Regions from separate parts of the Homo sapiens genome. Here region 1 is linked to region 2. The links are chromatin loops, found by intact Hi-C in ENCODE. Cell type or tissue: HepG2. All regions are shown on one strand. Each heading gives the region's core, and the rest is flanking DNA. Links, peaks and the distances in the headings are about the cores only. Region 1 overlaps MERTK (MER proto-oncogene, tyrosine kinase). Region 2 overlaps MERTK (MER proto-oncogene, tyrosine kinase).

Region 1 (15,904 bases), core at 1,358-9,357, 75 kb before region 2:
GGATCAATATTGGCTCATTAACTGTAACAAATGTATTGTACTAATTGTCAGGACCCTGAGCCCAAGCTAAGCCATCATATCCCCTGTGACCTGCACGTATACACCCAGATGGCCTGAAGCAACCGAAGATCCACAAAAGAAGTGAAAATAGCCAGTTCCTGCCTTACCTGATGACATTCCACCATTGTGATTTGTTCCTGCCCCACCCTAACTGATCAATTGACTTTGTGACAATACACCCTCCCTGCCCTTGGGATAATGTACTTTGTGGTATTCCCCCACCCTTGCGAATGTACTTTGTATGATACACCCTCCCTACCCTTGAGAAGGTACTTTGTAATATTCTCCCGGGCCCTTGAGAATGTACTTTGCAAGATCCACCCCCTGCTTACAAAAAATTGGTCCTCCAGTGGATATTGGATATTGGATAACTCCACTGCCTATACCAAACCTGTAAGAACTAATGATAATTCCACCATCCTTTGCTGACTCCTTTTTCGGACTCAGCCCACCTGCACCCGGGTGATTAAAAAGCTTTACTGCTCACACAAAACCTGTTGGTGGTCTCTTCACATGGACACGTGTGACACTAATAATGTAAGCTGTTAATAATAGGGGAAACTAGGTATGGAGCATATGAGAAATCTCTGTACTATCTTCTCAATGTTTCTGTAAAATTAAAACTGTTCTAAAAAATAAGGCTGGGATTCATGCCTGTAATCCCAGCACTTTGGGAAGCTGAGGCAGGAGGATCACTTGAGCCCAGGAGTTCAAGACCAGCGAGGGAAACAAAGTGAGATGCCTCATCTCTATAAAAAGTAAGAAAATTAGCCAGACATGGTGGTATGTGACTGTGGTCCCAGCTAATCGGGAGGCTGAGATGGGAGGATCACTTGGGTTCTGGAGGACAAGGCTGCAGTGAGCCATGAATGCACCACTGCACTCCAGCCTGGACGACAGAGCAAGATCCTGTCTCAAAAAAATAAATTAATTTTAAAAATAAAAAATGAAGTCTATTTTAATAATCCATTTAGTCACTGTTTTAGACTAATTGGTGGGAAAGTATTATGAATTTGAAAGTCTAGATTACAGATTTAATCTCAAGTTACCTTAGGTACATAGATTATTTTAAAGAGATAACACAATTTTGAAAAAAATACTGATGTACACAAAGCAAAGCACTTGGAAAGACGTATGCCAAAATAGCAACCAACACCATCTATGGGCCTGAAATGGGCCTCACTTTCTCCTTTTGACTATTCGATATAATCTGATTTTTAAAAAAATATAATGTTACTTTTATAAGTAAAAATAAAAGTATTTTCATTTAAAAATGAGCTGGAAAGTGGTTTTACAAAAGGAACAAATGAATAGATCTTGTAGTAAGGATCCATGGGAACTGACTTCGACATAGATAACAATAACCTGTTACAAGTCTTTCATTTGTTTTAAGCTTCTGCTGAGTTTAATGGTTCCTGGAAATAGTTTTATTTCTAAATATTTGAAATAGTATTGTAATCTTGTTAATATATTTGCTGTACTCAGCAGCCCCACTTTTTGGTAATGTGGCATGTGCTGCTCCTTCTGGCTGTAATGCTCTTCTTCTCTCTCATCTAATGAATACCTGCTCTTTCTTCAGATCTTAGCTCTGGTGTCAGCCACTTCTGCACAAAGGCCTTCCCTGACTTTCTTAATGCAGCCAAATTTTTCTGACACATTCTTACCCCTTTATATAGAATGTATTACAGTTGCCATTTTTAATCTATTTTGTGACTGCTTGACTACTGCCTGACTCCCCATGAACTGTGAACCCCATGAGGGCAGGATTTTGTTCACCACTGTATTCCAGGCTACCGCAGTGCCCAGTGCCTAGCAGGCCTTTAATACATATTAATGAGCTACTCTTGCAGCTTCTGCAGAGGTTCTCTGTACTTGTTTTATGATGAACCCACATGTCACACCAAGATCCTGGGATGTATTTTAGTCAATTATATGTTCAAGATTTAGATCAGATTTTGTCCACTTCTTTAAAATAGTCATTCTTAGAATTCACATACTAAGGTATAACAATTGTAAGAATAGGCTTATAAAGACTAAAGTAACTGACCCCTAAGACTGGGATGAACACAAATAAAGCGTAGCCTGGCTGCCAATCTTAAGCCCTTCCCACGCCTATGGCAAGTCTTGGAGCGAGTGGGATGTTCTAGTAGCATTCTGAAGGTGGAGCAATGAAAGAGGGAGGCTCAGCCCCCTCCAAAGTATAGCCATACACCCCTCACTCATTCTGTCCCACTCCAACCTGCCAACAACCCTCCTGGGTTCAAGCAATTCCTGTGCCTCAGCCTCTAAAGTAGCTGGGATTACAGGCGTGTGCCATCATGCCCAGCTAATTTTTGTATTTTCTGTAGAGATGACATTTTGCCATGGTGGCCAGGCTGGTCTCAAACTCCTGACCTCAAGTGATCCGCCTGCCTTGGCCTCCCAAAGTGCTGGGATTACAGGTGTGAGCCACCGCACTCGGCCTATTTTTAAGGCTTCTAATAAAAGTCCTCACTTAACAGCAATCCAGTTTGAGTAGCAAAGGCCTACTGATACTCTTCTCTGTAAAGGAACCCTTTTCAGGCCTGGCTTTTGCTGGCAGCTGCTTCTGTAGACCATGGCGTAAGTCAGGAAGCTGCCTGAGCCCAGGGTATGCATAAGGCAGGGCAGCCATCTGGGAGCAATGTAAGCAGCTGGCCCAACAGGAAAGGCATAATCACTTGGTATAACAACCTTGTCAATACCAGTGGGCAAACATTTTTAGCTGGGAGACTTACCCAAACTTTGTCTCCTGGACTCTTTTTCTGATGGCCAAGGAGATGTATAAAATCAACCCAATCAAAATAAATCCACAAAAGCAGCCAAAGATGATGAGCACAGGATCTGCGTTGCCAGGCGCCGGAGTTGAAGAGGGGGCATAATCTACCCAACCTGGTGAGATACCAATAGACCAGTCATGGGTTTGAAATATATGAGAAACACTGGCTTGTAACAGGGAAGAACAAATAGTCAAAGCTTTCAGAACTCAGTTAAATCTTTTATAATCTACAAATATAGGCAGGTCTCACTTTGTGTAAGCTGAGACCATGCGAAGAGATCTTAATAACTGATGGGAAACTAGCTTGATTTACTCATTCCATAACATATACATAGATCAAAATGTCACACTGTACTCCACAGGTATATACAATTTTTCAATTATTAATTAAAAATAGTAATTTTAAAATCAATGAGAAAACTCATGTCATTATACACGTACAAGAAAATAACAAAATTACAACTAATATTTACTTCTACTGTAGTTTAAAATGTTAGAAACATGAAAAATTAAAGTGTCATTTCTTTGTAAAAAAACGATCGAGAGTAGGTTAAATAGTTTGCCTTCTAGTCATGTAACTTATGATACAGAGAAAATATAGTTTCTCTGTTTTGAAGAATTGTCACATTCCTTTCTAAGTTTGGATCGACTGCTAATGTTTTAGCTTTTGTTCTTTCAATGTTGTAAAATATCTCCCAGTATTCCTTCAATGCTGTTTTTTGACAGTGTCGCTTTCTCTGGGACATTTTCAACCTTTTTGTCACAACCTCTTGATGTATGTGCATAAGTTCACCTTCACTAAGGACCGCTGGTTCACATCAGCAGGGGCAGTTATCAACTTCCCACAGTCTTGCATTCAATTCAAATTTTACGTTGAACACTATCACTTTGCATTTCTTTACTGCACTTTTACCTTTGTTCACCAACTCCCTCTTTCAATTACCCATTTTTGTAAAATGTCATGTGGGTTTGTCCCTGGGAGACAAGGAGGCAACACAGCCACATGTCTCCGCAAGGTGGGCACAAAAAGAATGACAAGGGCGCAGTGACCGATCACAACAGCCTTTGAAAGAAATGATGCCGTTGGTCATGATAGGATGTGCATCTGTTATTTCTACGATGGTTGGTGGCCTGAAGAGCCAGCAGCCCGAGTTTATGCTTTATGCCATTATGGTTAATATAGAATGGTAACTAAAATTGGAACTATATTTTTGGGGAATGGGTGTTATTTAACTGTGGTAATTGAAATTTGTGCATACTGGAGCCCTGCAAGGTAAGGACTGCCTGCATAGCAAACATGGCTTCCCCACGTTGGCCAGGTTGGTCTGGGACTCCTGACCTCAAGTGATCCAACTGCCTCGGCCTCCGAAAGTGCCGGGATTATAGGCATGAGCCACTGCGCCCAGCCTAAACTCCAATTTTTTTAAGCTGTCCCTTTAGAATCAGAATCTCATTGTCTTTGTTCTTGTTTTGTTTTGTTTTGTTTTGGAGATGGGGGTCTCACTCTGTCACCCAGCCAGGAGTACAATGGTGTGATCTTGGCTCACTGCAACCTCCACCTCCTGGGCTCAAGCTATCCTCCCAAGTAGCTGGGACCACAGGCGCATGCCACCACACCCTGCTAATTTTTGTTGTTGTCGTTATTTTAGATAGAGATGGGGTTTCACCATGTTGGCTAGGCTGGTCTTGAACTCCTGAGTTCAAGTGATCTGCCTGCCTTGGCCTCCCAAAGTGTTGGAATTACAGGCGTGAGTCACTGCGTCCAGCCAGAATCTCAGGGTCATTGAATTTCTACCAGGTAGACACATCTTGCCTCCCCATCACCAGTTACTAATGTTTCCCAGAAACTGTGCCTATGTGCTGCAAGAACGTAATATGGTTCCATTTCAGCACCAAAAGGGAGAGCAAGTTTCAGTGTCACTGGGAACAGACAGGTGGGAACTCAATCATTTGCTCACAAGTTCTGTCTGCTATTGGGTACAAAGGTCATGTTTGGCAAAAACTTAATGTATAAGCACACTGATCTAGATGCCTATGCATGGACTTTATGACAGCCGTTTAACATTAAACAACCTAGGGCAGGTGAGAGTCAAACAAAGGTGGCTCCATTGGGTTATGGAGTGAGCACAGCACTTGGTTCACTTGGGGTACCACAGTGGCACCGTGCCAAAGGACATTCCAGCAACATGCAAAAGCCAACACGCATGGCTGGGCATTTAGCTCCGTGGGCCCAGGGCAGTCTGAGGATGGCTTCCATAGGAAATATTTCATGTTCCGTGCAGACCAAAGCACAAAGCATGTTACCCAAGGCTTGAATGGGTAAAAACATGGCAAAGCAGTACTATTTCAAACACAGCAAAACAAGCAACAGCAAATAAACTGTCCCAATTGTAGACAGCTAAGGGTTAGCTATATTGCCTGTCTAAAATTCAGTCATGTACAGTATACATCATTGCAACTAAGTTCAATAAGTAAAGCCAAAGTTGGCATCTGAAAAGACTAATCTTCCAAGTAAGTTATTACCATTAATAGTAACTATAGGAGGGACCTATGGGTATCAGCAGTTCTGTAAAGCATGTTATCATATCATATCTTTATCATTGGAAAAATTATTTTTGATTCTTATTTTTCCCTTCTTTTTTTTTTTTTTCTTTTTTTGAGACAGGGTCTCACTCTGTTACCTAGCTAGAGTACAGTGGTGTGATCATAACTCACTGCAATCTCTGCCTCCTGGGTTCAAGCACTTCTCCCACCTCAGCCTCCCAAGTAGCTGGGACAACAGGCATGATCCACCATGCCCAGCAAATTTTAAAAATACATATATTTTTTGTAGAGACAGGGTCTCACTATGTTGCCCATTGCCCAGGTTGTTCTCAAACTCCTCCTGCTTTTGCCTCCTGAAGTGTTGAGATAAGCCCAGCCTTATTTTTCATTCTTTAATCAGCCATCCATCCCCCAGGTTACTTTCTGGCAATCTGTGCACTGCCTGGACCATCACATCCTATCAGCCCTTACTGGGTATAGCTCTCACCGTGTGCAGGGATAAATATTTTCACTGGATCACTGAAGGGCCCAACTCCCCCTCTGGTGACGGCTGCAATCCTCACTGTGCACGTAGCATTGTGGACTTGAACAGAGATCCGAGCTCGGCTGCCATTCTGGCCAACTTCCTCCAAGAGCTCTTTCTGGAGACAGAGAGGAAGAGAGGAAATGAAAACACTGAGGTCTGGGCAAACTGCAGGTGCATCTACAGTTCCTTCTGAGGGAAGCCATCCCGCCCACGTCCGAGGCCAGAAGCCACACTTCCACAGCATTCCTTTGTCACTCAGGCCATGGCCAATGGAACCAAAAGTCAGGTAGGGACAGGATGTAACATCAAGTTTTGGGGGGCATTGGCAAGCTAGGGCCATGAGGGCATGGCACTTAGAGTGGTCCTAAAGAAGCTTCTGGAAGAGAGGGAGCACGTAGCAGATGCACCCGGACGGCAGAGCAAGCCTGACTCCTCAAGCCCTCGATCCTCAGAACCACCCACAGCACAATACGCCAGTCACACTATCCCTTGACATTGTCCACCTGCCACCTGCCCTTGAACCAGCACGAGTGGGCTCCTGTTCCTTGAAATTATTAGAATTTTGACTAAAATCTACCTGGAAGAGGGCACTGACACTTTTTTTTTTCTTTCAGTGTGACAAATGTACAACTTGCTCAATTTTCAAAACTCTGGTTTTACTTTTATTTGTATGTTATTTTAAAGTCACTGTCATTCAAATAAAGGGGAAAAAATAACCAGAACTAAGGGTTTATACAACACCTTCCTCCCCTTTTCCAAACCTCTGTAATCATAATGTTCTCTGGCGTAGGAAACTAATTTTGTGTTTGGGCTGGCTTTTCAAATGGAAATTATAGGGGTTGTGAAAGCTGAAATGAAGTTCTAGGAACATGTCTTTATCTCTGAATTTTGGAAATTTGATTGCAGAGACAGAAAGAGATCTCAGGTCATGCAGGTCACAGATGTCACAGGTCACAGATGTCACAGGTCATCAATGAACAGCAAAGGCAGTGCTATTGGTAACTTTATTTCCTGGTCACTCACTCTCAAGCCAGTCACTTTCCTAGCAATGGTGAAGGATAGAACCATCTCAACCCTTAAGGAGAGAGCAGTCCATCATTCATGACCAAGGGGGCACCTGGGTTGGCCATCCAGAGACTGTTTCTAAATTTAAACAGGCAGTGGACATCATGGCCCAGAAATGCCCCCTGCAGAAAAAAACAAGCAGTTTTCTCTGCTCCCACACCACAATAGTCAACACAGAAGGCTTCTGTGACCTCTGGTCACCAAGAAGTGTATGAGAATTTTTCCCTACCAAAAACCAATCAGTCAATTCCACAGCAGACACCAGCTGGGCATTCTCCAACCCAGTTCAATTCCAACACTATCATCTGGAGATAGTGTCAGATCCCACAGGGTGTGGGCTCAGCCCCCAAGAGTCCCCCAAGTTTCAGGCACAAATCACAAGCCCCAGGTTGTTTGACCTGTACTTCTGACTGGCTGGCTATATAAATCAGGGACCCCATGACCCCCTCCTTGAGTTTGTTTAATTTGCTAGAGTGGCTCACAGAACTTAGGAAAAGACATTCACTGGTTTATTATTTTTTTCTTTTTTCTTTCTTTTTTTTTTTTTTTTGAGACGGAGTCTTGCTCTGTCACCCAGGCTGGAGTGCAGTAGCGCTATCTCAGCTCACTGCAACCTCCACCTCCCAGGTTCAAGCAATTCTCCTTCCTCAGCCTCCTGAGTAGCTGGGACTACAGGTGCACACCACCACACCAAGCTAATTTTTGTATTTTCAGTAGAGACGGGGTTTCACCATGTTGGCCATGATGGTCTCGATCTCTTGACCTGGCGATCCACCTGCCTCAGCCTCCCAAAGTGCTGGGATTACAGGCGTGACCCACCATGCCTGGTCACTGGTTTATTATTAAGGATATTGCAGAAGATACAGATGAAGAGCTATACAGGGCAAGGCACATGGGAAGGGGTGCAGAGCTTTCATGCCCGCCCTGGGTGCACCACCCTCTGGAAACCTCCACGTATTCCACTACCTGGAAGCTCTCTGAACCCCATCCTCATGGGCCTTTCATGGAGGCTCCATTGGATAGGCGTGATTGACAACCATGTAGAACTGTGATTGGACAAAAAAGGCATGATCTAGTACTATTAGACTGAGCGAGGAAACCCAACAAGACCTATCTGTTCAGATTCTTCTTGGCCTCTCTGTGCGTGGCTCCTTCCTCCAGGGAATGGAAACAGGACTCCTTCCGAAATGTGAGTCTTATGACTTCTAATCAGATCAGGTAGGTCAAAGAATTTCTTTATGGATGAGGGCAGGGGAAAATTAGAGCCCTGCCTTGGGGAGACAGAGGAGTACATGAAAGGAGGGCAGGAGAAGATCAGCAAGAGAGATTCTGTTTTCTGAGGCCTAAAGTGCCCAAACATTATAGCGAAAGACCGTCTTTCACCGTTAAAGCTCTGAAGCTACTTCAGAAACCAAGGACAAAAGGCCAATACTTCAACAAAAGATATGCTTGTTGTTTTAGTCCCTTAGGAAACAACAAGGGCTATGGGAGTAATAAGCCAGGACCCCGGGATGGAAAGCTCCCCTCCACACACATTATATATATATTGTGTGTGTACACACACAACCAGACACACAGTATATCGTAATATCACACCCCCAGACAAGGGATGAAAGGGAAAATATGACCGTTAAGAATGTTGGTTTTTCTACCCCACTGGACTCCGAGTCTATGAGATTTGCCATAGACTTTTTTTTGTTAATTAAGTGAACAAATTAATAATTAACCTTTTTTTTTAATATTCTGGTGATACCTTTTTCAGAAATACAGCATTGGGCTGGGCGAGGTGGCTCACACCTGTAATCCCAGCACTTTGGGAGGCTGAGGTGGGCAGATAACCTGAGGTCAGGAGTTCGAGGCCAGCCAGGCCAACATGGCAAAACTCCATCTCTACTAAAAGTACAAAAATTAGCAGGGTGTAGTGGCATGCACCTGTAATCCCAGCTACTCGGGTGGCTGAGACAGGAGAAAAGCGTTAACCCAGGACACGGAGGATGCAGTGAGCCAAGATCACGCCACCACACTCCAGCCTGAGACTCCGTTTCAAAACAAGCAACAAAAAAACATAAATAGAGCATTGTATTTACTGCAAACTAGTTTTGATTATGAGTTAGTTGGTCATTCTGTGTTTAATTTGGGAGCGAGGCAGAAAATCATCAGGTAGAGTAACTCCATGGACCAAACCCCCACGGTCATGGAGCCGTTTGGTGACTCAGGCCATTGCTGAGACATAACTAACACATCTGCTTCACGGTAGACAGCTCCTCCAAAGGACAAGCCTCACGGCCTGATGCGGAACACTGGCCTGCTTCTGGCTGCAGGCTCAAATATGATACCTCACTTATGAGAGAATCATCTCAAAATAAGAGGAATTACACGATTGGGAAAGAATTAAATGAATAGAAGAATAGAAACCCTAACAAAAACAAATTATTCTTTTGGAAATAAACATTCAAGTAGGCTATAATACAGTTTGAGCATCCCATATCCCAAAATCTGAAATCTGAAATGTTCCAAAATCCAAAACTTTTTGAGCACTGACATGACACAAAGGAAATGCTAAGTAAATAAGTTGAGATTTAGGATGCCCAACTGGTAAATATAATGCAAATATTCCAAAATCAGAAAGAATCCACAATCTGAAACACTTCTGGTCCCCAGACACTTTGGATAAGGGATACTTAACCTGTGTCTACTCACTTAGGGCCTATGACTCAGTAGGAAACCCCAGAAAGGTTACTTTTTGAATTTCCACTTCTTATTCTCCTAAGTGAGTTAACAAATGTGTAACAGTGCCTGGCCCAGAGCAAATGCACCCACCGTTCGATGATGGCCAGCATCATAGCCGTTGCCATCATTCTGAATATCAAAATATGACAAAGATGCTGGCCAGTGTTTATCAGTCACACATTTTGGAGATGGTCAAGGGTTATCACATTTTAGGGGTGGAATTATAATAAATGTTGCCATAGTGATTAGAAAGATATATGACATATATTTTAAAAGAGGTTTAACAATTTTCTCTAAGGATATCCTTAAATGGTAAACTTAAATATAGTTTTAAAATGATTCATGTTTTTTTAAAATGGATGTAATTTATCCATACTGTTTTGGTGCCAAGTATGTAAAGAACGGTGTGCCCCAATTCATATCCCCAAGTATTTAAGTCTGATTTTTCAAGTTGTCAGAGAAATCCACTAAAATCAGATGCACACAGGCGCTACCCCATGTGTATTATCTCTGGTGCTGTCAGGGTACAGATCACATAAGTTGGGGACATTTCTCTGACATGAGGTGGTCTGGTCATGGGGTGTATGCCACGGGCCAACTGCATATTTTTCATTGAGTGAGTTTTCATTTTTCACCAACACCAGGTTCATAGCCTCAAGGACTTAAACATCTGAAAGCATTTCCTGGTAATAAAATCAGATTTATAATATGGCACTTGATTGCAACTTTACTTACATGTAAGATAAGACACAGTGTATCTTGACAGTCAGAAAAGTAATAACACATCTTTGGAAAGTCAATTTGTTTTTTATCCTATGTGTGGCATTAGAGTTAGGCAGGGCAACTGCGGTGGTACTTGTTTTCAATGATCAAAGGACTTAAATATCCCCAACTACTTTATAAGAATTCACAACCCGTCCAGGAGTGGTGGCTTACGCCTGTAATCCCAGCACTTTGGGAGGCCGAGGCGGGTGGATCACGAGGTCAGGAGATCAAGACCATCCTGGCTAACACGGTGAAACCCTGTCTCTACTAAAAATACAGAAAATTAGCCGGGCGTGGTGGCGGGCGCCTGTAGTCCCAGTACTCGGGAGGCTGAGGCAGGAGAATGGCGTGAACCTGGAAGGCGGAACTTGCAGTGAGTGGAGACCGCACCACTGCACTCCAGCCTGGGTGACAGAGCGAGACTCTGTCTGAAAAAAAAAAAAAAGAATTCACAACCCTATAACTCGTAACTGTATTTAAGACTCTGGCCTGTTCTATAACCTCAATGAGATAAAAGTTTCTGTCTCATGACAACAACAAAGGTGACTCGTTCAAAGGGGTTTCAAATTCACAGGCATCAACACAAAACTCTCACATCTAACTCTGCAAAACACGTCCTGTTCTTCCTTCTTTCTACGGAGAGGCCACACTGTGGAATTTGAATGAGACTGTATTATGAAGAAAGCCAGGGGCGCCTGGGAACGAGTAGGGGGGTTCTGAAAAGCCCTGGTTTTGGAGTCAGTCGGAGTGAGGTTTTTAGCCCAACCTTTATGACTCTGCGGCAGTTACCCAGCATCTCTGAGCTTTAGTTTCCTCAACTGAAAATTGAGCATATTATCTTTCTCACAGTGGTTTTTGAAATGGAGTCTCGCTCTGTCCCCTAGGCTGGAGTGCAGTGGCGCCATCTTGGCTTACTGCAACCTCCGCCTCCTAGATTCAAGCGATTCTCCTGCCTCAGCTGCCCAAGTAGCTGGGACTACAGGTGCCCGCCACCAGGCTGGGCTAATTTTTGTATTTTTAGTAAAGACAGGGTTTCACCATGTTGGCTAGGCTGGTCTCGTCGAACTCCTAACCTCAGGTGATCCACCTGCCTTGGCCTCCCAAAGTGCTGAGATTATAGGCGTGAGCCACCACGCCTGGCCTCACAGTTAAGGGTTAAATGAGTTCCTTTATGTAAAACACATAGTACACGATCTGGCATGCTGCAAGTAATCAGTGGTGGCTATGATTATTCTTATATCATGTTCAAGGTGGTGCTACAGTTGGGTCTTCTTTCCCTGTAAATAAATACAAAACCTTCTTACAGAATTGAGCTTGTGGTATCTTTCAAGTCTTAGTGCATTAGAGAAAATCATCAAGGCTGTCTAGTTCCCCAAACCAAGAAGCTTATTTGACCTACTCATGGAGTTTACCTCCATGTTAAGTTTCTCCTCCAGGCAAAATGTACCCTATTTGATCAATCCCTGGGTTTCAGAAGAGGTTCAGATCCCTGGCTGGCCATGAGAACCTTGCCTATTCCTCATACTTTAAGACAACACCAGTTCAAATGCTCTGCTCTCCTTTGACAGTGAGAAAGAGGGAGAAAAGGAGACAGGAAGAGGCGGTGGGCACATGCCAACATCCAGGCACATAGCTCTGCTCATTAGGGGAGCTTGTTAGGAGGCCGAGGTCTTGGGCCAAGTACACTGCAGCTTCCCTGAGTCTCCAAAGAACTTGGTTCTCTGGGAGGCAGATGTTGCAGTGAGCCGAGATCGTGCCACTGCATTCCAGCCTGAATGACAGAGTGAGACTCTGTCTCAAAAAAAAAAAAAAAAAAGTTAGTTCTATATATCATGCTGTCTCAAGGCTATAATAATCTCTGCTATGAGACTTCCAAGATCTATACCTTTGAAAACGAAGAGTAAACTAGCATTAGAGCAATAAACCCAAAGCAACGAACTCCATAAAAACCGCACGTATAAAAATGTGTCTCTGCCTAACATTTAGACGATTCTGGGTCAAAGTTAAACAGAGTTATTTTCTGTTGAACTTCAAAGAGGCTTGAACTTGCCAGTATACATGGTGGGCCTTCAAGGTGGTATAATATGCAATATTTTGTAATTCTATTTGCTCACTGAACTCTTTTTTCACAGAAGATCCACTGACACTTTACGGGAATGAGGGTGGGTTGGGAAATACTAGTCCACACTTAATAAAAGACTGTCCCATTCATGGAGAGAAATTCTCCAGCTGGTTTAGATGGTGTAGCTGGGCCCACACATCAAATCCATAGTGCCACAAATGCCTACAAAGCAAGGTCAAGGCCCTGTGTTCAGACAGTACAAAGACGAGCAAGACCTGCCTCCAACTTCAAAGAGAACACATTGTATTTGTTCCTTATCTTTGGATTTTAAACTCTGATTTGGAAGGCAAGGAATCGCAAGAAAAATAGAACAAAAAAGGTAGGTATCATCGTTTGAGATATAATAAATATCCATTCAGTAAAGATCAAAGGATTCTTAGTCTGAAAGTGACATGACTGTTGCGGGAATGCAAAGCTACAAACCTGTCTTCTGTGTAGCTGCGATAAGCCAAGGAAAAACGACTGCCAAGAAAGTTCTGAAACTGCATGCACATGAAAAACCCCACCCTTAATTACAGTTATAATGAGAAATATCTTTCAAAAATATCCAACTGCTCTGTCCTGCATAAGGAAGTAGCTTTAGTATCAGTTATCTAAAAATGAAAATGAACGGATAATTTTGAGACAAGGTTTTGTCTAAGCTTTGCCCTTCTGAGATGAAGGAAATTGAAGGAAATCAAAGTGACAGATGCCAAGATCATCTTAAACTTCCTTTTGGGTGTGGGTTTCAGGGGACTCCCAGGGTCCACCTTTCTTCCATGTTCTTATTTGTCCCTAGTTTTGGATCATAAGCTTGAAACTTAGCTGCATCAGAGAATGTTTTCCAAAGTAAAGTGAGCCACTGTGTCTTTGTGGTCACAAGACTGTCATGATGCATAAAATATAGTGTAAAGCATAATAAATGATCTCACTGGGATGATCTGGCATCCCTAAGGAGGTAAGTGACTGGAAAGGTCACAGCCTTAACTGTGGCAGTTCTGTTCTCCCTGCAGAGGGGACCGTTCTGAACAAAGGGCAATGAGAATGCACAGCCTAGCTGAGTGCTAATGGCATTTAGTGCACAAGGCTCTCCAGCCACAGTCATTCATAAGGTTTTCATCATTGCTGCCCTTCAGAACGCCTCGGCTCAAGAGGCCCCCTTCAGAAAAGCAGCTTTCACCCAAGCCAGAAGTAGAAGGAGAAAGGATGACCTGCAGCTCTTTAAACAAACTGGCTTGTTTTTAGACAGCCTAAGTGTCTGCTGGTAATCACTATTTTCTGCCAAATAGAGAAAGATAAAATTCCTACTGAACCTTTATGCTTAGTATAGCTATACCAAGCATTCAGCATTGTGAACAAAAGCCCTTCTCTCAAAGAGGCATTTGATTCCTGCAACTCAGCCAATGGAGAAATGCAGTTAATCCAGAGGCACCTCGCACAAATGCCTTGGGGCAAAAGACAAAAGGAAAGGCTGCTTCTCTCGCAGCTGTGACTTTTAAGCAGGATTGCTACTTAAAATGAATTAATACCATGATCATTTACTATGAGGCAGAACAACACGGACTTCTAAGCCTTCTTTTTCTCTACTTCCATCACCTACTGCTTCCAACAGTCTGCTTCCTGATAGGTAAACTGAGGCAGGGAAATTAAAATAAATTTTAAGTGTCCTTTCAGAAAATGGCAGTTTTGATAAATGCTGGATGATATGTGGCTAAAAATGATTACAACAAAGCTTGAGCATCATCAGTGGATGCATCTGCTCACCCATTCACCCTGTTCATCTCTATATGCAGCATCTATATCTGATGCTCCATATAGATACCATGAAGAAGCTAAAATTTGGATCTATTATATGGTTTGGCTGTGTCCCCACCCAAACCTCATTTTGACTTGTAGTGCCATGGGAGGGTCCTGGTGGGAGGTAATTGAGTCATGGGGGCGGGGTTTTCCCGTGCTGTTCTCTTGACAGTGAGTCTCGTGAGATCCTATGGTTTTATAAAGGGGAGTTCCCCTGCACACTCTCTTGCCTGTCACCATGTAAGACGTGCCTTTGCTCCTTCTCTGCCTCCTGCCATGATTGTGAGGGCTCCCCAGCCATGTGGAACTGTGAGTCCATTAAACCTATTTTTCTTTATAATTACCTAGTCTCAGGTATGTCTTTATTAGCAGTGTGAAAACAGACTAATACAATCTGTCACTAGGGTTAGATTGATCAGGAATATGGCAACACAGAAGAAGCATGCTTTCCATGATCACAGTAAAGAAGAGACAGACTTGATAATGAAACCAGTGCATCTGCCCTTCCACGGATGTTCTGTGTCACAAAAGGAGGCAGCAATACCCCACTCTCTTCCTTTCCCAGGTGGGAAGGGAACCTGTCTAGAAGCTGCCCACCTAATCACACCCAGGCATCATCACCCAGCTGCCTTTCCTGCTGCTGTATTGGGTCCAGGGTTCACATCATAGCAGTGGTCTTTAGACTTCATAGAAATCAAAATCAAATGTCCCTCTGGGTTTGACTGGAGTCATGCCTAGCAAAGTCATTGGAAGGGCACTGGCTGGTACTTGGGGAGGAAGCCACTATTTCACACATAGATTCCCTTTGCCTTTTGTTTGCCACTGTGAAATGAAACCAGTACTTACACTAGAGAGTCTTCACTGAACTTGCCAGCTTTAGCAAAAATCTAAAGGATCTTGCCAGCTTTAGATTGATTATAAGGCAGGAATTACCTGACATATTGATGCTCCCCTACGATACCCCTACCCAGTTCCAAGCACACAGTGGTATTCCAAATAAACATTGTGGATGATTCTGATATACATTTTCAGGAAGCAAGAAAACCTCTGTAGCTGGCAGGAGCCTGCTGCTGAGTTGCCTGCTCAGTCTTGGAAGACCAGAGTGGAATGTGCTCAGCAAATATGCTCTGGTGGAAAGAAGGCAGGTTAGAAGGTTACTTATATCAGCAAACTCAATGTAATTATTCATGAAAGAAGAATCATCTAGGTCATCATCATGATCTGTAAGTCTCAAGTTGTGCTCCTGAGCTCATGCTTATCATTGGCTCCCCTGCTATCAACAAATTTCTACCTGCCTTGGCTTCACTTTCAGGGCCCTGCATTTTAGGGTCAGAACTCCTCAATCCAGCTTCATCTCACACCTCGCTCTCACAAAAGCGTTATGTTCCAGACCTTCAAGTGAGTCAGAATTTAAAGCTGCCACGTTGTGCCTTCTCTCATGTTATCTTTTCCCATCTGAGACTCCTCAAATTTCATCTGTCAAAATTACTCTAAGCTGCGATGGTTAATATTATGTGTC
Region 2 (16,504 bases), core at 5,195-13,194:
TAAGAAGAAGGTGATGACACAGCAGGGCTCAAGGTCACTTTTCTTGGCCAGGCGCGGTGGCTCACACCTGTAATCTTGGCACTTTGGGAGGTCGAGACAGGAGGATCACCTGAGGTCAGGAGTTTGAGACAAGCCTGGCCAACATGGCAAAAACCTGTCTCTACTAAAAATACAAAAATTAGCTGGGCATGGTGGCACATTCCCGTAATCCCAGCTACTCAGGAGGTTGAAGCAGGAGAACAGCTTGAACCTGGGAGGCGGAGGTTACAGTGAGCCAAGGTAGCACCACAGCACTCCAGCCTGGGTGACAGAGAGAGACCCTGTCTCAAAATAAATAACTTTTCTTACTGTCTGCTCTGTCAGAGACTATGCTGCAAATTTGGCTGATAGTCTTTAAAAAGCTGATTGAGGTTCGAAAAAAAAAAACCACCCCAAAAATTAGCCAGATGTGTTGGCATGCATCTGTAGTCCCAGCTATTTGGGGGGCTGAGGAAGGAGGATCGCTTGAGCCCAGGAGATCAAGGCTGTGGTGAGCCAAGATTGTGCCACTGCACTCCAGCCTGGGTGACAGAGTGAGACCCTGTCTCAAAAAAAAAAAAAAAAAAAAAAAAAAAGCTGCTCATGGCCACAAAGAGATGAGTTTACAATTTTTGTGCCTTAACAACAAAAAAAGTGTTCTTAAGTTACCAGCTATAGAATACTGAAGCTTCCAGGAAAATGCTTGCTTGCTGGAATAAACCTGGAAATGTTTTTATTTCATCTGGTCCACAAGTATTTTAGATGGTTTCTGAGCAAGGGAAGGCTCATAATAGCTGTACTTTTAGCTTTCTGAGTGGCATTTTTGGACACAGATTCTACACTGGTTGTTATCTATTCAAATACGTTGGGAGGGAGTGAGTGAGACAGGTGGGTGAGAGAGATATAGGCCTAGCAGTCTACATTATGGGTTGGTGACTGGGGGTACACAGTGGGGGCTCCATCCTTGCTCAAGGGCTGGCCTCCTGCCATGCTCAGGACATCATGCCCTCCTGGGCTCCTGAGTGTGTGTGTGCAGGGAGTAGGGTGTTCTTTGCTCAGAGTTGTGCCCGATTTAGCAAATAACACAGGATGCCCAGTTAAGCTTGAATTTCAGATGAACAACAAATAATTGTTTTTTAAACAAACAGGGCCTTCTTGCTCTGTCACCCAGGCTGGAGAGCAGTGGTACAGTAACTCACTGCAACTTCAATCTCCTAGGCTCAAGCGATCCTCCTACCTCAGCCTCCCGAGTAGGTTGTACTATAGGCTCGTGCTACCATGTCCAGCTAGTTTAAAATTTTTTCTTGTAGGGAGGGAGTCTGGCTATGTATGTGCCCAGGCTGGAATTTTTTAAATTTAAGTATTCAGTTAAGTATTTAATTGGCTAATGGGAGATATAAGTAGGAAATCGTGGGGCAGAAGGGAGGGGATCTGGGAATTTTTCCTCTAGGTTCCTCTCTGCCAAGCCACTCTGGACAGCACATATGCCTCAACTGAAGGGCATACCCCTGTCTGGGAGCCCTTGCCATGCAGCTCCCTCTCCCATTCCAGCAACTGCTCCCTCCCAGGCCCCTTTGATGTTGGGGGCCAACTCTCATGGCTGTTGCCTTTGGGAACTGCCTCCTTAGTGAGTCAGGATCAATGCCAGATAGAAGAGAAGAGATTTTCCTACAAGGATACAGGAAGACTTTTCCTTATCCTGAGGTCTTGGTGAGTGTGGGAGTGTAGGGCCTTCTGTGTGCTTTAGGGGAGGGCTATGTGGGTCAGCTGTGGGCTGGCCTGGAGCCCAGCTGTCCAGACAGATGAATGTGCCATCATGGGAGTGTTCACTTATGCTAGGGAGTGAAGATCAGGATGACAACAGACAGGGACCATTGCCTCTCCAGTCACTCACAGCCCACATGCCAGGCAAACCTTCACAAGGGTGGACCTATGCTCTTGGTAGGAGGAGGGGGCTCCCCTTCCTCTGATGTGTGGATGCTTTCTGCAGCAATGCATGTTCTGGCTGTTTGTCTCATACCTGCAGAGCTCCCTCAAGGGTGCTCTACTTACTCATGTAGGCTTTGTTTTTGTTTGCTTTCTGAGATGGAGTCTCGCTCTGTCACCAGGCTGGAGTGGAGTGCAGTGGCGCAATCTCAGTTCTCTGCAACCTCTGCCTCCCAGGTTCAAGTGATTTTCCTGCCTCAGCCTCCTGAGTAGCTGGGACTACAGGTGCGCGCCACCATGCCCGGCTAATCTGTGTATTTTTAGTAGAGACGGGGTTTCACCATGTTAGCCAGGATGGTCTTCATCTCTTGACCTTGTGATCCACCTGCCTCGGCCTCCCAAAGTGCTGGGATTACAGGCGTGAGCCACCACACTTGGCCCTTTATTCATGTACTTTGAAGCCTTGACAATTCACCTTTGCCACTTGGGTGGGCACACTCATCTGTGGTTCTTCCTATTCACTGAGCTACAGAGGACTCAGGAGTTAGGGGTTTAATCCAAATCACTTTTTTCCCCCATTTAAATATAGGTCCCTTTCTTAGAAGGCAAAAATGGGAAGTGGGAGAAGCAAATTATACCTTCATTGGTTTAATTTATTTAAGAATATTTTAAATTTTTAATTAGGAACTTAACAAATTTGTTGTGAAAAAATTCAAATATTTATTGAAGCATATACAATATAAAATGAAAGTCTGGGGCTGGGCGCAGTGGCTCACGCCTGTAATCCCAGCACTTTGGGAGGCCAAGGCAGGCGGATCACGAGGTCAGGAGATCGAGACCATCCTGGCTAACACGGTGAAACCCCATCTCTACTAAAAATACAAAAAATTAGCCGGGCATGGTGGCAGACACGGGTAGTCCCAGCTACTCAGGAGGCTGAGGCAGGAGAATGGCAGAACCCGGGAGGCGGAGCTTGCAGTGAGCCGAGATCGCGCCACTGTACTCTAGCCTGGGGGACAGAGCGAGACTCTGTCTCAGAAAAAAAAAAAAATTAAAAAAAATAATAATAAAGTCTGTTTTGTAAGCCCAACCCTGCAAGATAATAACCTCTGATTACAATTTGGGGTATAATCTTCAGTTTTCCATGAGCCAAGCTGTTCACCAAACAAAGTGTTAACTTGGTTAGGGGCAAGGCCACCCACTAAAGTGACATCACTGAAGTCCGGGAGCCACGAAACCTACCCTGAAATCACTCAACACTCTAGATGGTTTAAAAGATATCTGGGCCAGGCGCGGTGGCTCACGCCTGTAATCCCAGCACTTTGGGAGGCTGAGGTGGGTGGATCACCTGAGGTCAGGAGTTCGAGACAAGCCTGGCCAACATGGTGAAACCCCGTCTCTACTAAAAATACGAAAATTTAGCCAAGCGTAGTGGTGGGTGCCTGTAATCCCAGCTACTCAGGAGGCTGAGACAGGAGAATCGCTTGAACCCGGGAGGCAGAGGTTGCAGTAAGCCAAGATCTCACCATTGCACTCCAGCCTGGGCAACAAGAGCGAAAATCCATCTCAAAAAAAAAAAAAAAAAAAAAAAAAATATATATATATATATATCTGATCTGTACAATTTGATTTACCAGAAGTTGATAGAATGATTTGATTGCCAACAGATATTTATATAGCACCTCCTGGGTTCAAGATTTGCTACGACAGTCAAATGGGATAAAGAAAGAGACTTATTTCAGGAACAGAGCCACAGTGGGTCCCAGGAGCTAAAGGGGAGATGGACATGGCTAACTGGGGGTGGGGAGGGGAGGCTGCCCATAGCATCAGGGAGGCCTTCTCTGACTAACCTCCTATAGTTAGCACCCCCAGGTTAGGTGCTAGGACCCTTTTGTAATACATCTTACGATTACTCATCCAGTTCTTTCTCCACTGCCGGACTGAAAGCTCCATGATACCTACCACCTACACTACAGCCAGTATGTAGGAGGTGCTCAAAATAGGTTTGTTGAATGAGTGAGTAAAGGATGGATCTGAGGGATGGAGAAGGTGCCTGGGGCTGCCAGGGTCAAAGGTGGTGGGAAACTGAAGAGACAGGAAGTAGCCCAACCAGTTTGGGAACAGCAATTTAGCTGAAGAGTAGAGCTACTCTGCTAGAACAAAAATGGGAGATAAACCAAAATTAAGGTGAATGTGGAGAGCCCTGAATCCCAGTCGAGGCAGGAGAAGTTCCTGGAAGGCTTCTGAGCAAGGGAGAGCAAGGCTCAGAGCTAGGCTTGATGAGGGGGATTCTGGCACCAGCAACTGGCTGAGTAGGAGGAAGAAGAGCAGGAAGTGGGAACCTTCCAGGAAGGCAGTGAAGACCTGACTACAGGGGCAGTCAGTGAAGAGTAGGAAGGATACAGGAGACCAAGAAGAGGGGGCTGACAGCAACAGCATCCTCACTACCACCAGTGTTCCACAAAGGAAAGTCAGTCTGACACCAGATATTGAGGAAAGATGCGATCCTGGCATAAAGGAGAGTTCTCAGGAGTGGACAGCTGGTGGCTCGAGGCTGCTCAGGCTCAGTTTGCTCACAGGGAAAGTGGGGATGGCAACCATGGTGCCTCATAGGGTTGCCAACGGGAATAAAGGAGTTATTACTGTCTGGATCACAGTAAGCACTCAATGTTAGCTATTATTTTAATTATTTTCTCATTTTATTATGAGTTAGTAAAAATCTTCCATGGTCTAACCCTTGAGAACTGTTGGGACTGAGGCTGGACCCCCACGTGGCTGGTGAGATTGGTGAGGCTCGTACTGCACAATTTTAGTGGGGTGGTATTGCCATTCACATCGTTGTTGGCTGTATAAATTGTTCTCTAGAGCTGTGCAATGCATAACCTCACCAGCCCTGTGTGGGGGCACTGGGTGATTATACAAAATGTGAAGAAAAAAAAGCCAAAACAAAAACCATTCCAAGGTTTTGGACCCAAGGGTTTGGGCAATGATGAATTAGAAATTATATTTTAAGTTGCTAAATTTTTCATTGTTTCTATTACTTTGGTTGTATAACGTATCTTTTCCCCCTGTTTTTCCCCCACAGAAGTGGAATACTCTCAAAATTATTTTTGGGTAGTGATTGCAGATGAATTCAGACTGAAAGGCTTACCCACATCAAAGACTTAATGCAAATGTGGTCCTTTCTACACAGCACATGGAAAAGTGGGGTGCCTCTGGTTGTAATTTGGGTGGAATTCACAAGAAATCTCCACCTTATCCCTCCCACCTTCTTCCAGGATTGCTTCCTCATGTGGACTGGATAAACAGCTGGAGTGGAATTTTAACTTCACATAAACGAGTGCTGCTAAGCTGCCTTGGATCACTAGCCTCCCACTCAGGTCCCAGAGTAGCCGCCCAGCTGCTCCAGCAGCTGCATTTACCAACTCCAGGGGCCACTCCATCCAGTCCTGGACTTGTGTGGTGCAGCACCCCTGCACTGTGCCCATGTGTTTCCAATCACCATGCAGCCCTTGACCAGAGCCCTAGCGTCCGCTTCTTAAAGTCAGGGCTTTTGTCTCCATCATCTTTCTTCAGCACCCAGTACAGGACAGGCCCAAGGGACCTGATTAGTGAATGTTTATTCACATACTGCCCATTTTTCTGTGTGAGTTTGCCCTGTTTTTCTGAACATACTTGTCTGTAACTTCCTTGAAGGCTGGAGGTGGCATCATCTGAACCCATCATGATGATTGGCATGGAGTCACATGCAGCAAACATTTACAGAATAAACGGGTGTGACGTGCAGAGGTCCTGAAGGGTGAGCAGGGAAGAGAGGTGGTCCAGGCAAGGACACTGCTGTGGCTGGAGACAGAACTTGGAGAGGCTGTCAGCATGCCTATGACACACAATTACAGTGGCTCAGACATTTAGGGACTTTGTGAATAGTCTCTTAGACTCAAAATTCGTTCATTAGGGCAAGCCAGTAAAGAATGTTATTTTCCATGTGATCAACTAGTGCATCCTACCCTCAAATCCATGAATCCTTGCTGAGCACTTGTCAAATGCAGTGTGCAAAGGCAGAAGGGCTGGTGGGCAGTGCTGCTCAGAGGTTAGCTAGCAGCTTTGCAGTCAGAGGGCTGAGGCCCACCCAGTCCCTCACCACCTCAAGGTATGGCCTCAGGAAAGCTCTATAACTTCTTTGAACTCTTGTGAGGACAAGAGGATCTCAGCAGTAGGAGCTGATAGGCATCGAGTCCACCAGCACACTCCAAAAATATTGGCTGACATGGCTGTTACTGGCTTGCATCTGAACCCTGGCCTGCTGGCCACCTAAAGTAGGAATTTCTAAAGCCAGGTCTGGGCCCTGCGGGGATAAGGGCTGAGTTTAATTAGTGATGTCTGCCTTGGACAATGCATGGGGAAGGGCAATACTAGAGTAATATAATTGCCAGCCATGAGTGAGAGGAAAAAATATACATCGGGCTTGGGATGCGAAGGGCTCTTAGCTCTAAGGCATCTCTCAATCTCTCCAGGGATGGTCTCCACCAGCCTTTCCTAACATGAGCTCCTTTGATTTTCTTGAAGCTTGGTGATCACAGCCCAAGGTGATCACCGAGGTGACTAAAGAAAGCAGCAGCAACTGAAATTGCAGGTCCCATGATAGTGGGTGGGGATGTGGCAGCAAGCAGCCTCCCTGGCCCTGGAGTCCCTCCATGCTGTGGGAAGAGGGTTGAGCAGGGCAGGTGGCAGCCCTGTGGGACTGAGGGTGCTGGCTGGTGAACCCTGTTCAGTTCCACCCCACCCCAGCTACCCCAGGATGCTGTGTGCCATCAGCCTGCTTTATGATCCCAGGCACCTGGGAAGAGAGAGGAATAGCTCCTCTACCAGAGTTACAGTAATGGCAGGAGTGAGTGCCAGCCTGTGGGACCCATTACTCCTGCTCTTTCTATTCCTTCCCCAACAATAAAATGGGCAGAAGCATCAGCTGAGCTCTCTAAAGTTCAGCCTCAAACTCAAGAGGCCCAGGCTAGGCGTGGTGGCTCCCAGCACTTTGGGAGGCCGAAGCGGGAGGATTGCTTGAGCCCAGGAGTTCAAGATCAGCCTGGGCAACAGAGTGAGACAAGTCTCTACCAAAAATAGAAATAAAAGAAAAACGAGGCCCAGAGGAGGCTGCAAAAGAGTGAGGGCTTATCTTTCAGTTCCTAGAGGTTCTTTGCTTCCCAACTCAAGCACACATGAACATATGGCACATAAATGCATGGCCAAGAGGATGCACCTTATTCCAGAGGTATGCTGTTTCCTCACCAGTCTTGCTGTCTGCTGAAGGTATTTGCTATCAAACAGCCCTACAGCCCTTCTGCAGGTGGGTTTGTGATTTAGAGAAAGGCTTTTTTTTTTTTTTTGAGATCGCGTCTTAGTCTGTCACAGCCCAGGCTGGAGTGCAGTGGTGTGATCTCAGCTCACTGCAAACCTCGCCTCCAGGGTTCAAGCAATTCTCCTGCCTCAGCCTCCTGAGTAGCAGGGACTACAGGCAGGTACCACCATGCCCAGCTAATTTTTGTATTTTTAGTAAAGACCGAGTTTCACCATGTTGGTCAGGCTGGTGTCGAACTCCTAACCTCAGGTGATCTGCCCGCCTTCACCTCCCAAAGTTCAGAGAAAGGCTTTTGCATCTGGAATCCTGTAAATGCTGGTATCCCTGTTTCCCTACCCTCTCTAGGAGAAAACGCAGAACCTAGACCAGTGCCCCCACCCCACATTCTGTGTGCACACACCAGGCTGATATTTGAATCATGTCCTGAGCAGCTGCCCTGTCACCCAGGTTAAGGACTCCCACCCCACTCCCTTTACCCCCACAGCTAGCTGAGGCCAAACATAGCACAAAAGGAAATTTTCTACTTAGTACTATTTATGCAATACCCAAAGGATTCCTGATTGATAAAGTGTAGTGGCCAGTCGCAGTGGCTCACGCCTGTAATCCCAGCACTTTGGGAGGCCGAGGCGGGCAGATCACCTGAGGTCAGGAGTTCAAGACCAGCCTGGCCAACATGGCAAAACCCTGTCTCTACTAAAAAATACAAAAAGTAGCCAGGCCTGGTGGCAGGCGCCTGTAATCCCAGCTACTCGGGAGGGTGAGGCAGGGAGAATTGCTTGAACCCGGGAGGCAGAAGTTGCAGTGAGCTGAGATCACGCCACTGCACTCCAGCGTAGGCAACACAGTGAGACTCTGTTTCGGAAAATAAATAAATAAATAAATAAAATAAAGAGTAGCAACACTTCATTAGAAGAAAAACAAACAAACAGAGTAGCAACACTTCATTAGAAGAAAAAGAAAAAAAAAAAACAACCTTCAATCAGAACTCACTTGACCTGATGGATCAGTCCTAAATTGCAAATGGTAATTATTAACTTCACTGGAGTGACCCTTGGGCCACTTGGAGAATGTTAAAGGAGGAAGAGGCGATCACGCCACCCATTTGCCCTAAGTGTAGCAAAGCCCTGCAAGAGAAAGCGGGTGGCTGGCTCTGAGTCAGTGCTGGAGAGAACAGGCCTGGCGCTTGCAGGAAGGAAAGGAAGTAAATGGCTGGGCAGTGTGTGCCCCAAGAGGTCACAGCCCAGCCACAGGAGGAGAAAAGCCCAAGTGCCAGTGAAAGCCCAGAAATGCCTGCACGGTGGAAGGAACGTGAAGTTGCCTGTAAAACACGGTGTTGGCATTGGGTTGCCAGATAAAAAACAGTACAGCCCTTTACACCTGAATTTCAGATAAGCAACCAATATGGGAACACCCCGGATTTACTTAGAGGAACAAATATAACTTAGTATCATTTAGTCAAAACCAGCTGGAGCCACAGCACTAGGGATTTCATTGTTGCCCTTCCCACAGGCTGCTTCTTGGGGCTTAGAGCAGCATGGAGAGTGGGTCTGGAGGGGCAAACAGGGACCTGGCACACCAGGAAAGCTATCCAACCTCTCTGAACCAAGGCTTGCAGCATGAAGGGGCTGAGACATCTGAGCAAAAGCACAAGGGGCTTGCTTATCAGTGGGGTGACCTTCCTACTGCCCCTGGCCCAATACATTCCTTTTGGCTCAAAAAAAAAAAAAAAAAGAAAAGAAAAAGAAAAAACATCAAAAAACAAAATGAGCAGAGGTACCTCTCTGCTTGGCCTTGAACACACATGTTAGCAGGGCAAGCCCCAAGGGCCCCAAAGGGCTTTAGGTACCCTCTCATCATCCCTTTCAGCCTGTCCCCCACTTTTTCACTGGGGCATTTGCCTTTTTCTTGGTGGTGCTTTGCAAAAGAAGCTTCCCAAACAGACTGCAATGTCCATGTCCCTACCATGGGGGGCACCAATGCAACCAGAAAAGAGCCTTCCAGAATCTGACCTCGACTTTTCACTATCTTCTTCCAACTCTCCCACTATGCTGTCAAACCCAGCGGAACATCAGAATCTTCCAGGAAATGTTTTTAAGCTTCTGATGCCCATGTCCCACCCAGGGCTTGAATTTATTGGCTCAGGGTGCAGCTTGGGCACTGGGATTTAAAAAAAAATCTCCTCTTATGATTCTAATGTGCAGCCAGGGTCAGACCCCTACTTTAGGGAATAGATTCAGTGGCACAGATCACTCTAAGGTGGGCCAGGGGGCTGCGGAAGGCCAGGGATGGGGGGCACTGAATGGCCTGGATGGAGCTCGCAAATCCTCATGCAGAGGGCCCAGGTTTGACTGCACGTGCTTTAGGAGATGAGGAGGCTGCAGGAGAGGTGGGGTGAGAACAAGAACCCTAAAGTCAGAGGGACAAGGCATAGCCCCAGCTCAGCCACGTAGAGGCCAGGTGACCTTGTGTAAGTCACCTGTCCATTCAAAACTCACTCTCCTCTTTCTGTAAAATGAGACAGTTTCCCTCCAGCCTTTGGGGCTCTGGGGTTGATTCTCCCCAAGACTCAGCTGTGGCTTTCACAAGACCCAGAAGAGATGCTGAGTCCCCAAGTTTAATTTCTCCATCATGCCACTCCCAAAACATACCCTCCAGCTCACCAGTACCTGAATTCTCTACTTCAGTACCTGTTTTCTCTCCAAGATAAGAGTGGAATATTGCACGTGAAACAATGCACAGTGTCTGGCATCCACAGACATGCAATAAATGGCAGCTATTATTTTCCTAACATGAAACATCTGATCTGTCTTGTTTCAAAGGTGCAACTAGTCATGCCTGGACTATCAATGCCAAACATATGGAACTGATTATGCTGACTCAGACCATTCAACTCTTGCAATGAAATATGAATACTGTATACAATATCATGTTTACTTAACCAAAGGTTTCCCTCTGCTTTCTCCACTGGCAGCATGCCAATTGTCACAGAAAGGCTCTGAGGCAATACTGTCTGGCCAGGGTCTCAAAGGGGCTTTCCCCTCTGGGGGTCTGGGGTTGATACTGCCGGAGGCCCAACTGTGGCTTTCATAAGACCCAGATGAGATGCTCAGTTCATGTTAACTTTTCCATCATGCCACTCCCAAAACATATACTCCAGCCTACCAGTACGTAAATTACTATTACTAAAAAGCCGATCCTTAAGGAAAAAACAATTTTCTTTTAAAATGTGACTATCTCCGGAAGACCAGACCTGTTAGCAAGAAGTTTGTTAAAGTCCTCCCTAAGTAACAGAGAACAAAGAATCCCCTCCAAAAACAGACTAGATGTACTTTTCCCTATTCTTCCCACTAAGTACACCCCAGAACACTAGATATTAAATAAGCATTTTCAAAACTCTGACTTAGAGTAGTCAAAAATCACATAGAACAGAATATAGATAGGATGGTGGTTGCCAGTGGCTAAGGGGAGAGGGAATGGGGAATTAGTGTTTAATGGTTACAGAGTTTCAGTTTTACAGGATGAAAATGAATGGTGGCCACGACTGCACAACATTATGAATATATTTAATTCCACTGAGCTCTACACTTACAAATGGTTAAGATGGTAAATTATATGTTATGTGTCTTTTGGCATTTTTTTTTTTTTTTAAGACAGAGTCTCACTCTGTCACCAGGCTGGAGTGTAGTCGCACGATCTCGACTCACTGCAACCTCCACCTCCCAGGTTTAAGCGATTCTCCTGCCTCAGCCTCCGGAGTAGCTGGGACTACAGGCGCACGCTACCACGCCCAGCTAATTTTTGTATTTTTAGTAGAGACGGGGTTTCACCATGTTGGCCAGGATGGTCTCCATCTCTTGACCTTGTGATCCGCCCACCTCGGCCTCCCAAAGTGCTGGGATTACAGGCGTCGGCCACTGCGCCTGGCCTCGTCTTTTAGCATAATTTTAAAAAACAAGACAAAACTCTGAAAGGTAGAGAGAAGCAGGCAGACTGGCTAGGAACCTCAGGACTCAAGAACAAATCGGTTTCCTTTTGCCCCATATGTCCTAGACTAGGAGCTAAAGACAAGGAAAGGGGCAGCCCAGCCAGACAGAAAACTTTTAGACAATAAACTGCTCTACTCCAGGCAAGCAACCCAAAACACATCACGGCCCCGTCCCCATCCACACCAGCAAAAGTCAAGTGAGAAATCTAGACTTCCACCCTCACCAAGCTATAGAGAAGTACTACAAGTGGCCCTCCAGGGTGGCGTCAGAAAGGGCCTAGAGGAAGTAGAGAACTAAGATGTCTAGCCCCACTGACTGGTGTGAGGACCATGTGGGAGCCAGGCCTTCCATCCCCACCCAGCATTAATGAAGCAATGAAGCATCTCTCCTCCTCCCTACTGGGGCAGTATCTGGGGCCTGCAGAAAGTCAGGGCTTTCACTGCCAACCAGAAAGGAGGCCATCCTTCCCCCTACTCTAGTGTTTGGGGAGGCCAGGTGGGGAAGAATTGGAACAGAAATGAGGCACTTCTACCCCTCTGAGCCAGAGAGGTATCAGTGGAAGCCTGGTGGGGAGCCGGAACTGCCACCTGACCTCTGACCAGCAGTAATGAAGATATCCCCACACTCAGATGTCAATGGAGGCTGAGTGAGGAACCTAGAATTCTACCCCTACCTGGCAGCAACGAGGCAGCATGCCCTCTTCCCCAGCCAGAGCAAGTCAGAGGAAAACAGGTAAAACAGAAGACTAAACTAAGATCCAGGGTCTCAAAATGTCTGTGTGCCAAAAAAATAAATAAATAAATAAAACTGATCTCAAGCAGAATGAAATGCCAACATCAAAATGACAAATCTTCTGAAAAATCTTTTAAAGAAGCAATCATAAAAATATTTAAATGAACAATTATGAACATGCTTGAAACATGAAAAAACAGAAAGCCACAGCAAAGAAATACAAAGTCTCAGTAAAGAAATAGAAGATCTTTTTAAAAATCAAAAGGAAATTTTAGAACTAAAAAAATACAATAACCAAAAATTTAAAAACTCAATGGATAAGTTCAACAGTAAAATGAAAGGGGAACAAAAGAAAGAATCGGTATACTAAAAACAAAACAATAGAATTCAATTTGACCATGAGAAGAGACTGAAAAAAATGAATAGAGTCTCTGGGACTACTATTAAAGATCTAAAATCCGTATCACTGAAGTCCTGAAAGGAGAGGAGAAAGAAAGCAAGGCTAAAAGGGAACTTGAAGGGCCAGGCGCGGTGGCTCTCGCCTGTAATCCCAGCACTTTGGGAAGCCAAGGTGGGCGGAATTGCTTGAACCCGGGAGGCGGAGCTTGCAGTGAGCCAAGATGGTGCCATCAGAGTGCCACTGCACTTCAGCCTGGGTGACAGAATGAGACCCTGTTTCAAAAAAATAAAGAAAAGAAAAAAATATAATCTATATTTATAGAACACTCTTCCCAACAATAGAATACACATTCTTTCGAAGATCAATGATATAAAGCAAACCTCAACAAATTAAAAATAACTGAAATCATATAGTCTATGTTCTCTAATTACAATGGAAATAACCAGATATTAATAACAGAAACACAATAGAAATTCTCAACACTTGCAAACTAAACTTATTTATTTATTTATTTTGGAGATGGAGTTTTTGCTCTTGTTGCCCAGGCTAGAGTGCAATAGTGCAATCTCAGCTTACTACAACCTCTGTCTCCCGGGTTCAAGTGATTCTCCTGCCTCAGCTCCCCAAATAGCTGGGATTACAGGCACGTGCCACCAAGCCTGGCTAATTTTTTGTATTTAGTAGAGATGAGGTTTCACCATGTTGGTCAGACTGGTCTCGAACTCCTGACCTCAGGTGATCCACCCGCTTCAGCCTCCCAAAGTGCTGGGATTACCACGCCCAGCCGCAAACTAAACTTCTAAATAGTCCATGGGTCAAAGAAGTGTCAAGAAAAAAATTTTAAAAAATACGTTGAACTAAATGAAAATAAAAACGCAACATGTCAAAATTTGTGGGATACAGCTAAAGCAGTGCTGGGGAAAATTTATAGTATTAAAATAGAGGAAAAGTCTCAAATCCATCATTTAAGTTTAGAACACAGGGAAAGAGCAAAATAAACCCAAAACAAGCAGAAAGAAGAAAATAATAGATAAAAAAAGAAAATGAAAAAAAAAGCAATACAGAATCAATGAAACAAACAACAAATTCTTTGAAAAGACCAATAAAATTAACAAACCTCTAACAAGACCAACAAAGAAAAAAATGAGAAGACAAATTGTTAATATCAGGAATAAAACAGGGGAAATCACCATAGACTCTGCAGACATCAAAAGGATAAGTGAATAGTACAAATAACCACACATGAATTTGGTAGCATAGAGGAAGTGAATTAAATCTTCAAAAAACATAAACTATCACAATGTACCCCACATGAAATAGATAATTTGAATCAGGCTATAACTATTAAGGAAATTGAATTCATAATTTTTTAAACTACCGAAAAACAAATCTCCAGGCCCAGATGGTTTCATTGGAGAATTATGCCAAATGCTTAAAGAAGAATTAACACCAATTCCACATAATCTCCTTCAGAAATTAGAAGAGAGGGTGGAACTTCCTAATATATTTTATGAAGCTAGTATTGCTCTGATACCAAAACCAGACAAAAATACAGAAAAAACAGATCAACATTCTTCATGAATATAAACACAAAAAAATTATTAACAAAATATCAACAAATAGAACTCACCAATATATAAAAATAATTATATACCACAATCAAGTGGAATTTATGCCATGGATAGAAAGCTAGTTCAGTATTTGAAAATCAGACAATGTCATCCAGCATACTAACAGACTAAAAAAATAAAAATCACATGATCATATTGTTCATTTAACAAAATTCAATATTCGCTCATGGGGGAAAAAAAACCCTCTAAGAAAATTAGGAAGAAGCCAGACATGGTGGCTCATGCCTGTAATCCCAGCACTTTGGGAGGCCAAGGCAGGTAGATCACCTGAAGTCAGGAGTTCAAGACCAGCATGGCCAACATGGTGAAACCCTGTCTCTACTAAAAATACAAAAATTAGGCCGGGCGCAGTGGCTCACACCTGCAGTCCCAGCTACTTGGGAGGCTGAGGCAGGAGAATGGCATGAACCCGGGAGGCAGAGCTTGCAGTGAGCCGTGATTGCACCATTGCACTCCAGCCTGGGCCACAGAGCAAGACTCTGTCTCAAACAAACAAACAAAAATACAAAAATTAGCCGGGCGTGGTGGTGCACACCTGTAGTCCTGGCTACTTGGGGGCTGAGACAGGAGAATCACTTGAACCTGGGAGGCAGAGGTTGCAGTGAGCCAAGATCGTGCCACTGCACTCCAGCCTGGGTGACAGAGGAGACTCCATCTCAAAAAAAAAAAAAAAAAAAAAAGAAAGAAAGAAAGAAAGAAAGAAAAGAGGGGCACATCCTCAACTTAATAAAGATCTGAAAAAAAAAATGGATGGGAACAAGGCAAGGATATCTGCTTTCCCCATTCTTATTCAACACCGTGCTGAAAGTTGTAACCAATGCAATAAAGCAAGTAAAAGAAGTAAAACACATCAGAAAGAAAAGATCAGAAAAGAAGAAAATAAAAGGATTGCTACTTGCAGATATGATTATCTTCATAGAAAATTCCAAGGAAGGCTAGGCACAGTGGCTCATGCCTGTAATCCTAGCACTTTGGCAGGCTGAGGTGGGTGGATCACCTGAAGTCAGGAGTTCAACACCAGCCTGGCCAAAATGGTGAAACCCCACCTCTATCAAAAATACAAAAAAATTAGCCAGGCATGGTGGTGGCATGCGCCTGTAATCCCAGCTACTCCAGAGGCTGAGGCACAAGAATCGCTTGAGCCCTGGAGGCGGAGGTTGCAGTGAGCTGAGATTGCACCACTGTACTCCAACCTGGGTGACAGAGTGAGACTCCATCTCAAAAAAAGAAAAAGAAAAAAAAGAAAATTCCAAGGAATCTATAAAAAAGTCTCCTTGGAACAAATAAGTTATTTTATCAAGGTTGCAAGATACAAATTATTGTATTTCTACATATGAAGCAATAAACACATAGACATTGAAATTAAAAATACAATACCATTTACAATCACTCCAAATGGTGAAATACTTAGGTATAAATCTAACAAAGCACATACAGAACTCTTCTGCTAAAAACAACAAAACACTGATGAAAGAAATACAAGAAGATATAACTAAATGGAGAGATATACTGTGTTCATAAATTGGAAATCTCAACCTAGAAAAAATATCAATTCTCCCCAAATTGATATACAGATTGTAGTATAATTTCAAAGTATATATTTGGCCTTTGTCCTTGATTCCTGGCATAGAGGTCCTTTAAGCAATGTTACAAATCTATGTTCAATATCTTCTACTGGGTAAAAAGCAAAGGACCCAGTACCTGTATCAACCCACACAGAAACTTTTTCACCTTTCGCCAGGCCTTTTACCTAGACAGTCTTCTCTAATCCTGTGAAGGGTGTATCACTGGAATTGTCCCCAGTTCATAGATGAGGATCCTGAGGTTCCCAGATGCTAAACGACTTGCCCAGCTCTCCATGGCTAGGAAGGAATGAAGAGGGCTTCTCACAGCCACCAACTACCCTAACCTTGCAGTCCACATACAAGCCCCAGCTACTGAGCCCTGGGTTGCAGGTGGTTCTGAGGGTTGAACTGAGGGAAGGCTCCAGTGTGTGACAGCCAAGGGTGAGGATGGGGCACTGAATGATAAGCATGAGTGGCGAAAGAGCCAGTTGCATCACTCACTTCACAATCTAGTTGCAACCTGCCCTGAGGAGTATTCTCAGATCTGTTTAGAGTACTCTTGGGAAGAAATATCTTAGTCCAGATCTCCCATGGCAATAACCTGCCTATAAGATGTGCAGGACTGGCAACATATAATGGGGCTGAAATTGCATATAACCTACAACTCAGTGTTTCCACTCCTAGACTCACACATGTCCATAGGGAGACATGTAAGAAGGTTAAGGGCTCTTAACTTGGATAGGGGTTTTGATACCTATATTTATTAAAACTCATCAGACTCCACACTTAAAATCTGCACATTTAATTATGGCAAAGGAAACCTCACAATAGAAAAGAATAATGTTCATGGCAACGTTGTTTGTAATAGAAAAATTCAGGAAAACCTAAAT

What was found. Peaks named below come from ENCODE experiments on the same cell type or tissue, not always from the same donor. Only the 100,000 strongest peaks of a DNase experiment are listed, where the experiment ranks them.
Region 1: a loop joins it to region 2, with 10 times the contacts of the local background. A loop is called at or near these places in 3 of 110 quality-filtered maps.

What each region holds. Positions count from the first base shown.
Region 1 is chr2:111,984,389-112,000,292 of GRCh38, reverse strand. MERTK (MER proto-oncogene, tyrosine kinase) reads right to left here. Exons shown (of 19, transcript NM_006343.3): 9 at 5,889-6,042; 10 at 2,817-2,970. Among named protein-coding and RNA genes, the nearest start is that of TMEM87B, 63 kb to the left of the region's middle. RefSeq lists a silencer at 13,567-13,861. In HepG2, for the core only: no CTCF peak of the experiment used is centred there; a DNase peak (open chromatin) is centred at 4,852.
Region 2 is chr2:111,912,327-111,928,830 of GRCh38, reverse strand. All of the region lies in intron 1 of MERTK (MER proto-oncogene, tyrosine kinase), which reads right to left. Among named protein-coding and RNA genes, the nearest start is that of MERTK, 22 kb to the right of the region's middle. In HepG2, for the core only: a CTCF peak has its summit at 9,259; DNase peaks (open chromatin) are centred at 8,390 and 9,260; H3K4me3 peaks cover 784 bases.